2 separate regions of the Mus musculus genome follow, and region 1 is linked to region 2. Evidence: chromatin contacts called from ENCODE Hi-C data. All regions are on one chromosome and are shown on one strand. The core of a region is the stretch at or near the end of the contact, and the rest is flanking DNA. Distances in the headings are between cores, read along the strand shown. Region 1 overlaps 1700025G04Rik (RIKEN cDNA 1700025G04 gene). Region 2 holds the start of 1700025G04Rik (RIKEN cDNA 1700025G04 gene).

The links. A loop is a pair of places that touch in the nucleus more often than their neighbours do.
Region 1: a loop to region 2 is called in a map of left cerebral cortex, with 5 times the contacts of the local background. The contact joins the enhancer-like site here to the promoter of 1700025G04Rik in region 2. A Hi-C loop is called at or near these places in 7 of 37 maps with a recorded cell type or tissue (T-helper 17 cell, heart and left cerebral cortex).

What each region holds. Positions count from the first base shown.
Region 1 is chr1:151,997,079-152,002,977 of GRCm38, forward strand. All of the region lies in intron 2 of 1700025G04Rik (RIKEN cDNA 1700025G04 gene), which reads right to left. Among named protein-coding and RNA genes, the nearest start is that of 1700025G04Rik, 90 kb to the right of the region's middle. Within about 2 kb of position 2,659, at least 2 of the 3 ENCODE cell types and tissues checked have a DNase peak (open chromatin) inside an H3K27ac peak, as active enhancers do; they include left cerebral cortex, where a contact is called at or near this core.
Region 2 is chr1:152,088,151-152,094,473 of GRCm38, forward strand. It overlaps 1700025G04Rik (RIKEN cDNA 1700025G04 gene), which reads right to left and starts at 2,170. Exons shown (of 6, transcript NM_197990.3): 1 at 1,782-2,170.

The DNA of each region.
Region 1 (5,899 bases), core at 1,409-3,908, 91 kb before region 2:
TTTCATCTGGAAATTCTTAATAATTCAATTTTAATATTATGAATATTCTTCATAGATGCAATGTGAGGTGAAATGATCCCTATTTTGTGTGTCATTTTAAATTTTCATTTAGTTCTAGATGCAGTTCTCTATGACAGCCACAGGCACCGTCAGCATCTTGTTTCCTCATTGTCAATGCACTGCTTCACAAATAAATATCTTTCTGGAAACATCCTTAGTCCATATATAGGAAGAGCTGGGAAATCACAGGGAAAATACACACAGACACACACACACACTTACACACAGACACACACACTCTCACACACACACTCTCTCTCACACATACACACTTACACACACTCTCACACACTCACACACATACATACACTCACACACACTCACACTCTCTCACACACACACAATCTCTCTCACACACACACACACACTCACTCATACACACACACACATACATACACTCACACACACACACACACACACACTCACACATTAATTTATGTCTGGCAATATGGCTTGGATTTGGAGTCCTCTAAAGGTTTACACATTGAAGGCCTGGTTCAGAGATGAAACATGCGGCAGGCCATGATGACTTTGACCTCATCAGTGGACACAATGTTTTGTTTTGTTTTGTTTTAATTCATAATTCAATCGAACTACTGAGAGGTGGGGAAACTTCAGCACGAGGTCTAGTTTGAGGAAGAGGTCCGCTGGTCCTTCCTCATTTTCTCTTTGCTTCCTTGCCCGATGAATGAGCCTTCTCTGCCACTTTACTTCTACTGCCATGACTTCTATTTGACCTCAGGCCCAACGAACTGGAGCCAGCCAGCACAGGCTGAAACCGTGAACCAAAATAAGGCCCTACCCCCTGAAGTTGTTTACTGGGGTATGTGGTCACAGCAATAAAAAACACACAACAAATACAGCATTAAGCTGTACGGTGGGAAAATTTTAAAAGCATACTTAGATGGAAATATGCCTATTGTTGTGGGTTGGCCTGAGGCTGCTTGTATTCTAATGCTAAACCTGGCTCCTCAAGAGGTAGTTGCCCCCTACAAGCAGATCATCAGGTGTTCAACTGATGCCATGTGAGCCTTCTCCCCATTTTAACTGTCAGATAAAGGCTAAAACCTGTGATTAGGGCAGTGGAGGGCAAAGGTGGGACTGGAGGCTTGAGAGGGAGTTGCAAGAAGGGAGAGAGAAGGGGAGCGAGGAAGAAGGCTGGTGGAAGAGGAAGTCGCCATGAACCAGAATTGCATGATCAGGAGAAACAGCAAGTGATAAGGGGCCTTATGGCAGGGGAATAAGAAAGTATAGCCCAAGACCTGCCCAATCTAGGCGTAGGGCTTATAATTAAAATATCTGGATTGTGTGTCTTTTATACAGGCTTAATAGGATTATAAACCCCAGCAACATCTTATCATATTTATTATTTCTAAGTCATAACCTTTACCTTTCTTGTTTAACAGACACACACACACACACACCTTACATAGACAGAAGTTCTGATTAGGCCAAGACAGAAGAGAATGACCATAGTAACACAAATAATTCAGGCTCATGAATCAATTGTTCAAGTCTGTTGAATGTGACAACCCTAAGAAAATGATAATGATTTTCTCAAGTTAAATCGCAAAGGACCGATCAACAACTTTGAGAAGTCACAGCTGCATACATAAGCACGCATGTCTTCAGGCTGCCAACAGGATGGTGGAGATTAACAGTTGGCACCCTTTCACTGCTTATCATGTGTCCCCAAGTAGTACAGAAAAGCTTAACATACAAGAATGCGTCGAAGGCCCAACAACTCCGTGCAAAGTCCTGGTATCGCCCATACTGCACAGACAGAACCTAAGCCAATGAGAAGCTCACGAGTCTGACAAGTCTATGTATCTGTGTGTGAGGAGCTCAGCCAGGCTTTGAAGCCAGTTTGCCAGATTTCATAGCTGTGTGGTTAACATGATTGTACTTCAACTCCACCAAAAATAACCCTAATTACCACAGTAGAATCTCCAGACATCCTCACTTAACAGCCAAGGCTGAGTTAAAGCAGGCAGTTAGCAATTACTTCCCCAAAGCTCCTAAGCACAGGCTAGTTTAGATTCAACGTCCCCCAACCCCAACAGATACGTTTATTCCTGAAGGGGAGCGCCCTCAGGCAAGCTACCCTCCTCATTATATAAACAGTCCCACTTCTTTAGCTATGTGACCAGGATAGGCCTTAGCTTCAGCCTCCTCCTCTCAAACAGAGGTAATAGTATTAACAACCGCATGTGGAAAAGACTTAGGAACTGTAATCAAGAGTCCAGTAGTATGTTTTTAACGCCATGGAATAATTCAGTAGAGAAAGCAGCAGCCATGCTCAAGCCCCAGGGTGGATCTCTACACAGGAACATCAGAGACGAAATGAGGCCAATCTGCCAGGTGGGTGAAGCAACATGGAGACTGCCAGGAGATGCCCATGAAACATCCGTTGTTACACAGCCAGGATTCCGGGAAGAAGTCACAGTTTCAAATTCTCTGATGTCATTTTGGAAGGAAACACTGAGAACTGCTTAAGGTGAAGAGACGCTCCCAGTCCCACTCCTGTTGATGAGTCACTTCTGGAGAACTCCCCCCCAGCACCAGCCAGCCTTGCCTGCAGCTCGGGTTCCCTGGGCCTCACCGGAGGATGCCAGATGCACCAGCAGCTTCACTGTGGCCTTCCACCAGGCCGAGCTCACTTCCCTTTAGCCAGCTACAGAAACACAAGGCTTCTGGAGGGGAAGCTGAGTGACTAAAGGAATCTGCTGGGACCCCTTGGGAATCCTGAGGGCTCTGAGGTAATCCTGTAATGGTAACCCTGTCACAGGTTCTGCCAGATCAAAGGCTCTTTCCTGTTGGAGTCAGGCTGCCTGTAACACTGAATGGTATATGACCCTATCTTTCACTTACGTCCATATCCAACAGCAAGGGAACAGGCTCTCAGTGCTCGCTGACAGTGAGGAAAAATTAGCATTTGGGAATATTTCCCGGGAGTGAATATATGTGTGCATGTGTATGTATACATACATATGTATGTACATATATATATACACACACATACACATTTGTATCCCAAAATTTACATATATACACACACATTTATATATAAACATAAATAAAAACAAGCTCATACGTGTGTGTATATATGTATACATACACACATATAAACAAAAATTTACACATATATAAATGTATATATATTTATATATGAACTATATATGAGTATATACATATGGACGCTGAGCTAAACAGTGTGTGTGTGTGTGTGTGTGTGTGTATGTGTGTGTGTTATTACCTGATAGTGGAGTCCGGTACACTAGAGTCCCTCTCTCAGGCTGCTTTGAAGATGAAGTAAGGGATGTGTGACGTGCTTAATATGGCGTACAACACATTGTAGAAACAACTGCCATTGGCTACTTGGTATGAAACAGGCAGTTTTTAGAAAACACTGAATTAATTCAGGATCTCCAAGGTCTCCAGAAGCAACTTCCCTCAGGCAGTAGAGTTTTGATTCTCAAAGGCTTTAAGTAACAAAGCAGGCTGTACTTTTATTACGAAAGCAGTAGTTAAAACTCTTGGCCCGCACGTCAGAGTTCTGTAATTTATGAAGTCTGTGTGGGCTTCTAGCCATGCAAAGCCTACTGAGCCCTTATTTGAAGCATCAAGATATCTTCCAAGACTACACTAGGATATGCTCTTCCCATCTTGAGTTAAGGCTTTTTGTTTTGTTTTTCAGTTTCTTACTGGTAAACAGAAATTATACAAGGCAATAGATTTTACTGAGGCATTTCCATGCATATGTCTAAAAAGTAATTTAGTCATACCATTTTCCTTTATCTTTTTCAGTCTCTTTATCTACTTTAGTCTTTTTTTTACTTTTAAGTCTCTTTCCCCAAAACTCTGCATATGAGAGAAAACAGACAAACCTGTCTGTGTGTAAATGGCTTATTTTATCAACACAAAGATCTCAAGTTCCATTCATTTTTCTGCACACAACCTCATTTTGTTCTTTCTAACTAAATAAAACCCACTGCCTGTGCAGACCACCTTTACTTTATTCAGTCACCCTCTTAAGGGTGCCCTGGCTGACTCCATAGCATGGTCTTACACTCAGAGATCTGACTCTCCCTTTTGAATGCTGGAATTAAAGGCATGTGCCACCATGCCTGGCCTGGCGTCTTAGCATTCCTAGTGGCTACATTAAAAAACAGCAGGTGCATGTAATTTTAATAATACAATTTACCTAATCTGATAGATCCAAATTATCACTTGAATATATGATCAATAGTGATTAATGAGCTAATTTTTTTGGTTATTTTCCATATTAGCTCTTCATTTAGTGCAAAATGTAAAAAGCATCTCAGACTGGGCCACATCATCCATGCTTCAGAGTCACGTGTGGCTAATGGCTGTGGTCCCACACAGAGTCACATTATCCTCTCTGTAATTATCCTATGAGCAAAGTGTCCTTAATGAATCTTCACTTTGTGCAATCAAAATTATGAGGGATACACAGTGAATTATTACTTTGCCTCCCACTGCTCCGCAATTCTAAGTACATTGGGAACATTTTATCATTTAATCTTCAACGTGGCCCTGATAAATTGGTCCCTACAACATTTAAACAGGCAGCAATGTATGTCATGTTCCAAGTTATGAACCATCAAGGGTGAGAATATAACTAAGTCCACATGAAGGAGAGCAGCTAGGTTTCTGGTTGCTGGCCGGCTGCTTGATCTTACAATGCCATCCAAAAGACTTTTACTACAATGATCTATGCACCTCTGTTTAAAGGGCTGCTGTAAACATCGGGTGCTCCTGAAACCAAACTCAGCAGCAGTCAGAGCCGGTTTAGTTATAAAATGAGGATGGAACGGTCAGTGTTTAACTTGATCCCTGGGCATTCCTCCTTCATCCTGCACTTAGCCCTATGGAAACCTGGTCCCTCTAAAGACCATGCATTTCCTACCCACAGCTGGCTAACCAGCTTATAAGAGAGATCACACCTATCAACAAATACATGATTTATTTAAAAAACAAACAAACAAAAAACCCACAGAACAACTAAAACTGGGATGAGAAGAAAGAGAAGATTCAGAGACCTTAGAAATGGCTCGTGCATGCGTGTGCGCGCGTGTGTGCGTGGTGCGTGCATGCAACAGTCTACCTTGGATAAAGTATTTGAAAAGATGAAGGCAGTAGAAACGGCACAGGGCAGCCTGGCCTTCCTCACATGGATGAGAGCAGCTGTTTGAAAAGTCTGGCAACTCTGTGAAGAGTGAACCGCAGCAGAGGCTCAACCCCGTTTCGGACAGTAGAGTGCTGTTGTGTGTGTGGTCCTCGCCAGTGCGCTTCGCTTGCTGGCGATGCCAGGACACCAGCCAACCCATAAGCACTCGGATGCTGTGTGACAGTCAGTAGCTCTCATTTCCTTGGAGCTCTCTACCTCTCTTTGAAAATTGCTCCCAAGAGATCCACCAAAGAGAGAAATACTGCATCACTGTATTGCCCTAACACTGCGTTGCCACACTAAGTTGGAGGTAATTACTGTACAGTAACAGAGCGCCGACCTGGTCGGTGGGTGACAAAAGATATTAAATGGATAATGACAAGCCAGATACTTAACTTGCACTATCAGTGGTAATATTGGCATAGGAGATCTTCTCCTTGCAAACTAGTTCAAGTAGAGATATATAAGCAGGACATAGCTTGTTATATTTAAACTGCAGCATTCAGTAACATGGTGGGTCCAGCATTTTCTTCAATACTGAGTTCTGGGATTTCTACTGCCAGACCTTAGTAAAGCTAGAAAAAGAATCTCTCATGACTGGTGAAGTTTCTCCCACCCTTATATTCCTGCTTTATTTAACATTATGCT
Region 2 (6,323 bases), core at 920-3,419:
CCTCTTGAGACATCCTCCCATCTAAGGGGTCCAGAGCACTTGTGTTTCTGTGCTTGAAACCTAGCTCGCACAGTACCACCCACTAGAACGCTGAGCGCCTGATCTCGGAAGTACTAGTGCCAGCATTTAATGGCTTTAAATGTGCCGGGCTGTTCCATCCCAGGGACCCTTCCTACTTGTTAAGTAGGGGGACAAAAACAGATGATGGAGTCCAGATGAATTTCCAAATCCCATCAATTGGATTGCTAAAAACACTGCACATACTCAGTTAACCATATAACTCTGCTCCATAAGTACAAAGGTGGGGGTGGGGGTGTAGAAACCCCCAAACTCTGCATCTTGGACTTAACAGACCCTTCTTAAATATCACCTAATCTTCCTTCCCCCCCCCCCATCGGAACTGAAGTAGTCCAGGCCCACCCATGTTTGCTTCCTCCTGGTACATCCCAGTTCCACCAAACTCAAAGGTTATTCTCATTAGGTAGAATGTGAACAGCATCGCCTTGAATTGGAAGGTGTTTCTTATAACCGTTTGTGTAATGAGCTTGTCAGCTCCTCACACGTCTAAAAGAGAAATTAAAAAAAAAAAAAAGTTCAGGGGATCTGTGGCCAAGCGGCCCCCTCCCAATGTCTGAGTCAGAGGAGCTTCACAGAGGAGCTTCACTGAGGTTCTGGTTGGTCAGGGTGTATCACTTTCAGAGCTGCAGAGCAACTGAACTTATGGCTGTCTTCCAGCCACACAGAGCATAAGCTCTATTTTAAAACACTCTTCCGAACTCACAGGCGATGAAGGTATCTCCTAGGTTGTCAGCTTCCGACTGGAAACAAATCACTTCCCTCTCAAACTGTGCTTGCTCCCTCAAGATTACTGCGTGTTTGGGTGTGTATATTTTTATCTTGGGCCAAGCAACTCCACAGGCAAAGATAGGCACCCCCCAAATGTTATCAACATGCCTGAGCCATTCAGAGCCTTCGCAAGAGGAATGAATGGGCGATGAAAGCTCTTCGGCCTAAGGACTTCTCCCACACACACATGACAGAGGGGTATAAAAAATATCTCTCTCTGGAGGGAGGGGGCAGGGCGGATGATAGGGAAGGACATTAAGCAGCAAAGGCAGCCCAGCCGCCGCGGCACTTCTCGAACTGCCTGCAGAGGTGGAAAGGAATCTGCTCATGTAATACAACCAAGCACCCTCCGGCTGCCGCGCAAGGGCACGAATAATAAATACACCCAGGAAGACAAGCAGATGTACAGAAAACAAGCCACCCCAAAAAGGTCAAAACTTCAGAAATCTCGGGGATCATATCCCCCACACAAACGCATCCATCAGTGGGAACGAGGGAAGGGACTTGGAGACTTAGCCAAAGATTCTAAATTTGGGTGTCTTTTTTTTTCCTTCCCAGCTCCTGCTTGCAAAGTAACAGTGGCTACAGGCAAAGCTAGAGAAGAGCAGGAAGGCTGAGGGCGGCGCGGGGTGCGGGTGGGAAGGGAGGGGTGTCTCACACCAGCCACCCAGGCCTCGATGTGACGAAAGTCGTCAGCAGCCCTAACCGCATCCCAACCCCTCCACCCTGCAAGCAGACGCCCCCCTCCAACTCCCCCAGCCTGGCTCCGGTCCCTTGCAGCGAGCAGCCCCAGCAGCCCCGCAGCGGCAGCCCCAGCCAGAGAAGAGCGCCGGCAGCACCGGGATCGCGGCTCCCATCCCTTCGGCAGACACCCCGCAGGCCTCCCTCCTCGCCCACCCGGGATGCCCAGCGCGCCGGAGGTGGCCCCCGCTTACCTTGGGCGCTCGCGGGGGGGGGCTGAAGGTGGCAAGCCCCCCGCCCCCCGCCCCTGGCCTCCTCGCCTCTTCTCTTCCTCCCTCCTCCACGTCCTCCTCTTCCTCCTCCCTACAGTGTGGCCGGGGCTCCCCCTCCTCCCCGCCGCCTGGAGTAAAAGCCGAAAACCCCGGAGCCGGGCCCGCGTGCGTGCGTGCGGGAAGGCGGCGCGCGGCCAGCTCTCTCCAGTCACTGAGCGCGGCGCGCGGCTCGCGGCAACTAAAGTGTGAAAGAAGCGGTGGCCGCGGCGGCCGCGCCACGGAACGGCCCCCCGGGAGTGGGCAGGGAGCGAGCGGGAGCTGGCAGACTCGGAGCGAGGAGGGAGGGGACCTCCGCGCCCAGGCGCTCACTCGAGGGGCGGGGGCAGCCAGACACTCCCCCGCCGCCCGTCCCCTCCCCTGCCCGGCTCCCGCGCGCGGCCCGCTCTCCTCCCCCGGGGCGGGGCCTGCGGAGGCCGCCGGGCGCGGCGCTCGGGGAAGAGGGGCTGGGCAGCCAGGGCTGCGGGGAGGGAGAAGGGTGGGCTCGCTTGTGTCTGTCTGTCGGCCTGTGTGTGCGTGCGTGCGTGCGTGTGTGTGCTGTAGGGAAAAGAGGAGCGAGCTTAGTGTGTGCATGCACACGCGTGCTGCAGGGAGGGCGAGTTGTGTGTGTGCGTGTGTGTGTGTGTGTGTGTGTGTGTGTGTGGTGTGTGCTCTGCAGGAAGGGCGGACTGTGGGTCTGTGTGGCGGGTGTGTGTGGTGTGTGTGTGTGTGATTTCGCGCGCACCCGTGCAAACTGGAGGACAGACCCAGATAGGAAGGCTGTATCCTGCCTGGCCTTCCAGGGACCTGTCACTTGGTTGATGGTGTGGGTGCCGACAGAGGCTTCACTAGGATTGAGGCAGGAACCGGGAGAGGAGAAGTCTGTCAGGCAGATCGACAGCTCTGGGACGCACAGAGGGGTTGTGGCTGCTTGGAGCTAACTCGGGAAGGCTGCACAGCCTCGCCCTACCCCTCCCTGGCCGCCGGGAAGAGCCAGCCGCAGCCAAGGCCGGGAGACCCACCTCTGAGCGTCTCCACCTTGTCTCCCAGCTGCAGCGCCTGCAAGATGAAAGAAGGAAGACGCTTCTGCGACTTAGAAAAAGCTGAAACCTGCCGAGGAAAGATGCGGATGCCCTGCTCTGCTTTCCCCACCCTCCCAAGCCTCTGTGGACAGAAGGGGCGAGGCCGCGCCAGCTGAGAGATTGATAAAGGACCTAAAAAGATCGTCCCTGGCCAGAGGGCCAGTTCTTTGTGGACCCCCACAGGGCAACCAGTTTCCTTCACTTTAGGAAGGCATATTTTTTTCCTCATCCCAGGCATACTGGGCCTTTCGTGTGCACACTGAATTGATCTTTCTACACTGATAGCCTTTGCGGCTCTTTTGTGCCTCTTCTGCGCGCTTCACTGCTCCTTCATTGCCTTAGACTCCTGAGGAATGCCAGGCCCCCAGAGCGAGGACACCCATGGAAACAATGGTGGTAAAAGATCCTCCCCAGACCTCACCGATTACACACACACACAGCAGAATCACTTCCCACATTCAGCCAGGATGAAGTTGGAAGACAGAAAAAGACACAGCTGTGACAGTAATATGACACTTAATTGAAAAGCAAATTCATAAGTTGGCTTAATGAAATAAGCTAAAAACCCACCCATTAAGTGTCTGGAAAGTTGGCCTCTTCATTTTTAAATTCAATTCTTTTTGTTGCTGTTGTTGGTTTTTGTTTTGTTTTGTTTGTTTTCGAGACAGGGTTTCTCTGTATAACCCTGGCTGTCCTGGAACTCACTCTGGAGACCAGGTTGGCCTCAAACTCAGAAATCCCCCTGCCTCTGCCTCCCAGTCCTGGGATTAAAGGCGTGCACCACCACCCCAGGTCTTAAATTCTTTTCCCTCTCTTTTTCAACATCAAAGGCTAATATTACATTGTTCGTGAAACTCAACTGGATTGCCTTTTTCTTTTATAACGTACCTATATTTTAGTTTATTTTTCTTTCTGTAATCTGTATTTGTCGCCTAGCCCCTCGAAAGGAAGAGGTTAAGAAGGGAAAGTGCTTGTAGAAGTTTTAGTCAGTTTTTCATTCTATGAAGTGGAATTCATAATCTCTTCCTTGTAAGCTTGCTAGGAAAGCAAGAAGAACACAAACAGGTGGCACTTCATGGCTAGCATAAGTAAATAAACAAGAGTGGTCACTTTCAATATATGTTAACCTCAAATTTAGCATGCGTTTTCCCCTTTGTAACATTTTTTTTTCTTGAAGAAGGGTGGGAATTGCTGTTGAGTTTATTGAAAAGTAGTCAACCATTCTCTGGGAGTGTTTAGGGCATGTCCCCAAAGTTTCACTGGTGATAAAATGAAAATGAACAATATCCAATGTGCAGGTGAATGTGTGTGTCATAGGAACATTTTCACATCAAGAACACTGAAGACCATATACTCTGTTCTTCACCTCAGAGGCCACAGAGCAAGCACTTCATACATGTCCTGAGAAAGCCCACCCATTCTGTGAACTTTTAAAGCTAGTTTGCAAATTAGCCAAGGTATTACACATTCCTTATGATTTTGTTGTTTTGAGTGACAGTATTGTATGTTGACCGTTGACCTTGACTTTCTATCTCCCAACCTCTTCTTCCTAAGTGCTGGAATTTCTGGGATGCGCCACCACACCACACCAGGCTGTGAATTTTTTTTAATGTGAAAAACTCAGCTAAATATGAAGAAAATAAAAATCATAATTCCACCGACCAGAGAGAAGAACTTGTTAAGTGCTTCGCACATGGCTGATTTTCTTCCATTTATTTTACTGTTCTTCGGTCAGCACACATGTATTAAGCACCTCATTAGGGGAACATATAATTTATCAGGTTACAGTGTTCCTCAGAGAAACTATTCATTTGGAGCTCATTGGCAATGCCCATACTGAACGTAGTCAATCAGTCTAGTTTCACAGGGCATGAGACATTTACAACTTTGAACCATGTTTAAGATTAACTTTTTTTTTTAAAAAAAAAGTGTCAGAAACTTCTTAGGAAGGGAGGATATATCATATTCAAGTCTCATGGAACTGTTGGTAAGCTTACCCATTGGTAGTAGAATTCTTATGGAAACTAACCTCCGTGATAAACATTACTTTATAGTACATACCAATTCCTCATTTTACATCTACATTTTCAATTCCTCATTTACATTTGGATCTCTAGACTCCTACCTCATGTGCCTTTACCCACAAGTTTGGGAAAGATGAGAAGAGAGAGCTCTACCATCTTGCCACGCCCAGCCATCGCAGTATAGGTAGAACACCAAGTGGGTGGAGGAAGCAGGGAGGATTGCCACCAGGGGCTAGAGTCAAATGTGCCACTAACCCACACAGTAGTGATAACTGCAAAACTGCCTGGCAGCACCATAAAGAGCTCTCGCTGATCTTGCAGACGGCCCAGGGCCCATGTTCTGTCCTGACACCCACATGATAGCTCACAACCATCTGTACACCTGTATATCCACTTTCAAGGGATCCATCACTCTCTTCTGGTAACAGGTATACACATAGGTGGTGCAAATACATATGTGCCAGAGAAATACACACACGTGCACATACCACACACACACACACACACACACACACACCAAATAAATGAATAAAAGAATAAAAGTCTGTTTTTAAACAGACATGGTATCAGGCATAGTGGTGACCATCCTACATAACAATTTCTAACCCATGCAGAAGTAATAACTCTAAAACTTCCTGGCCTGGGGCTAGAGAGACTGCTCGGCCACAGCCTTCCCAGCACTTGAGAAGAAGGGGTCCTCACAATCTCAAAATGGCCAGCCAGGACTGCATAGACCCCCTCTCAAGAAATAAAGAGCAAAAAACCAACTGCTTGGTCAGCCCAATGTACTGGACACTTCATTGTAAAATAACTTTCCTACTTGACACATGATTAGTAAGATAAATATGATAAATATAAATAATTATAATTATGTGAAGACTTACCACAGCATCTTCTTACATAAGCGTCACCACATTGCTCTTCCACATCACCAGAATATCTGAACCCCATACCATCCAACACTTTATAACTTCCAGAACGATGGCCCTTTTGCCCAGAAAAGTTACATTTTAATCCTCAAAGATGGGGCCAAGGAGATGATTGAAGCAAGTGAAAGCACTTGCTGCACAAGGCAAACTCAGCTCAATCCCAGCCAGGACCAACATAAAAAAAAAAGGCAGTGATCCCTGCTCTCCAGCAACAGGAAAATCAGTAGGAAGCTCCCCGCACCAGTGGGCAGCAGATGAGAGAGAGACAGAGACAGAGACAGAGACAGAGACAGAGACACAAAGAAAAAGGCAGACAGAGACAGAGAGAGATAGAGAGAGAGAGAGAGAGAGAGAGACAAAAAAAGACAGACAGAGACAGAGAGAGATAGAGAGAGACAGAGACACAAAGAAAAAGACAGAGAGACAGAAAGACAGAGAGACCCTGCCTCAAAA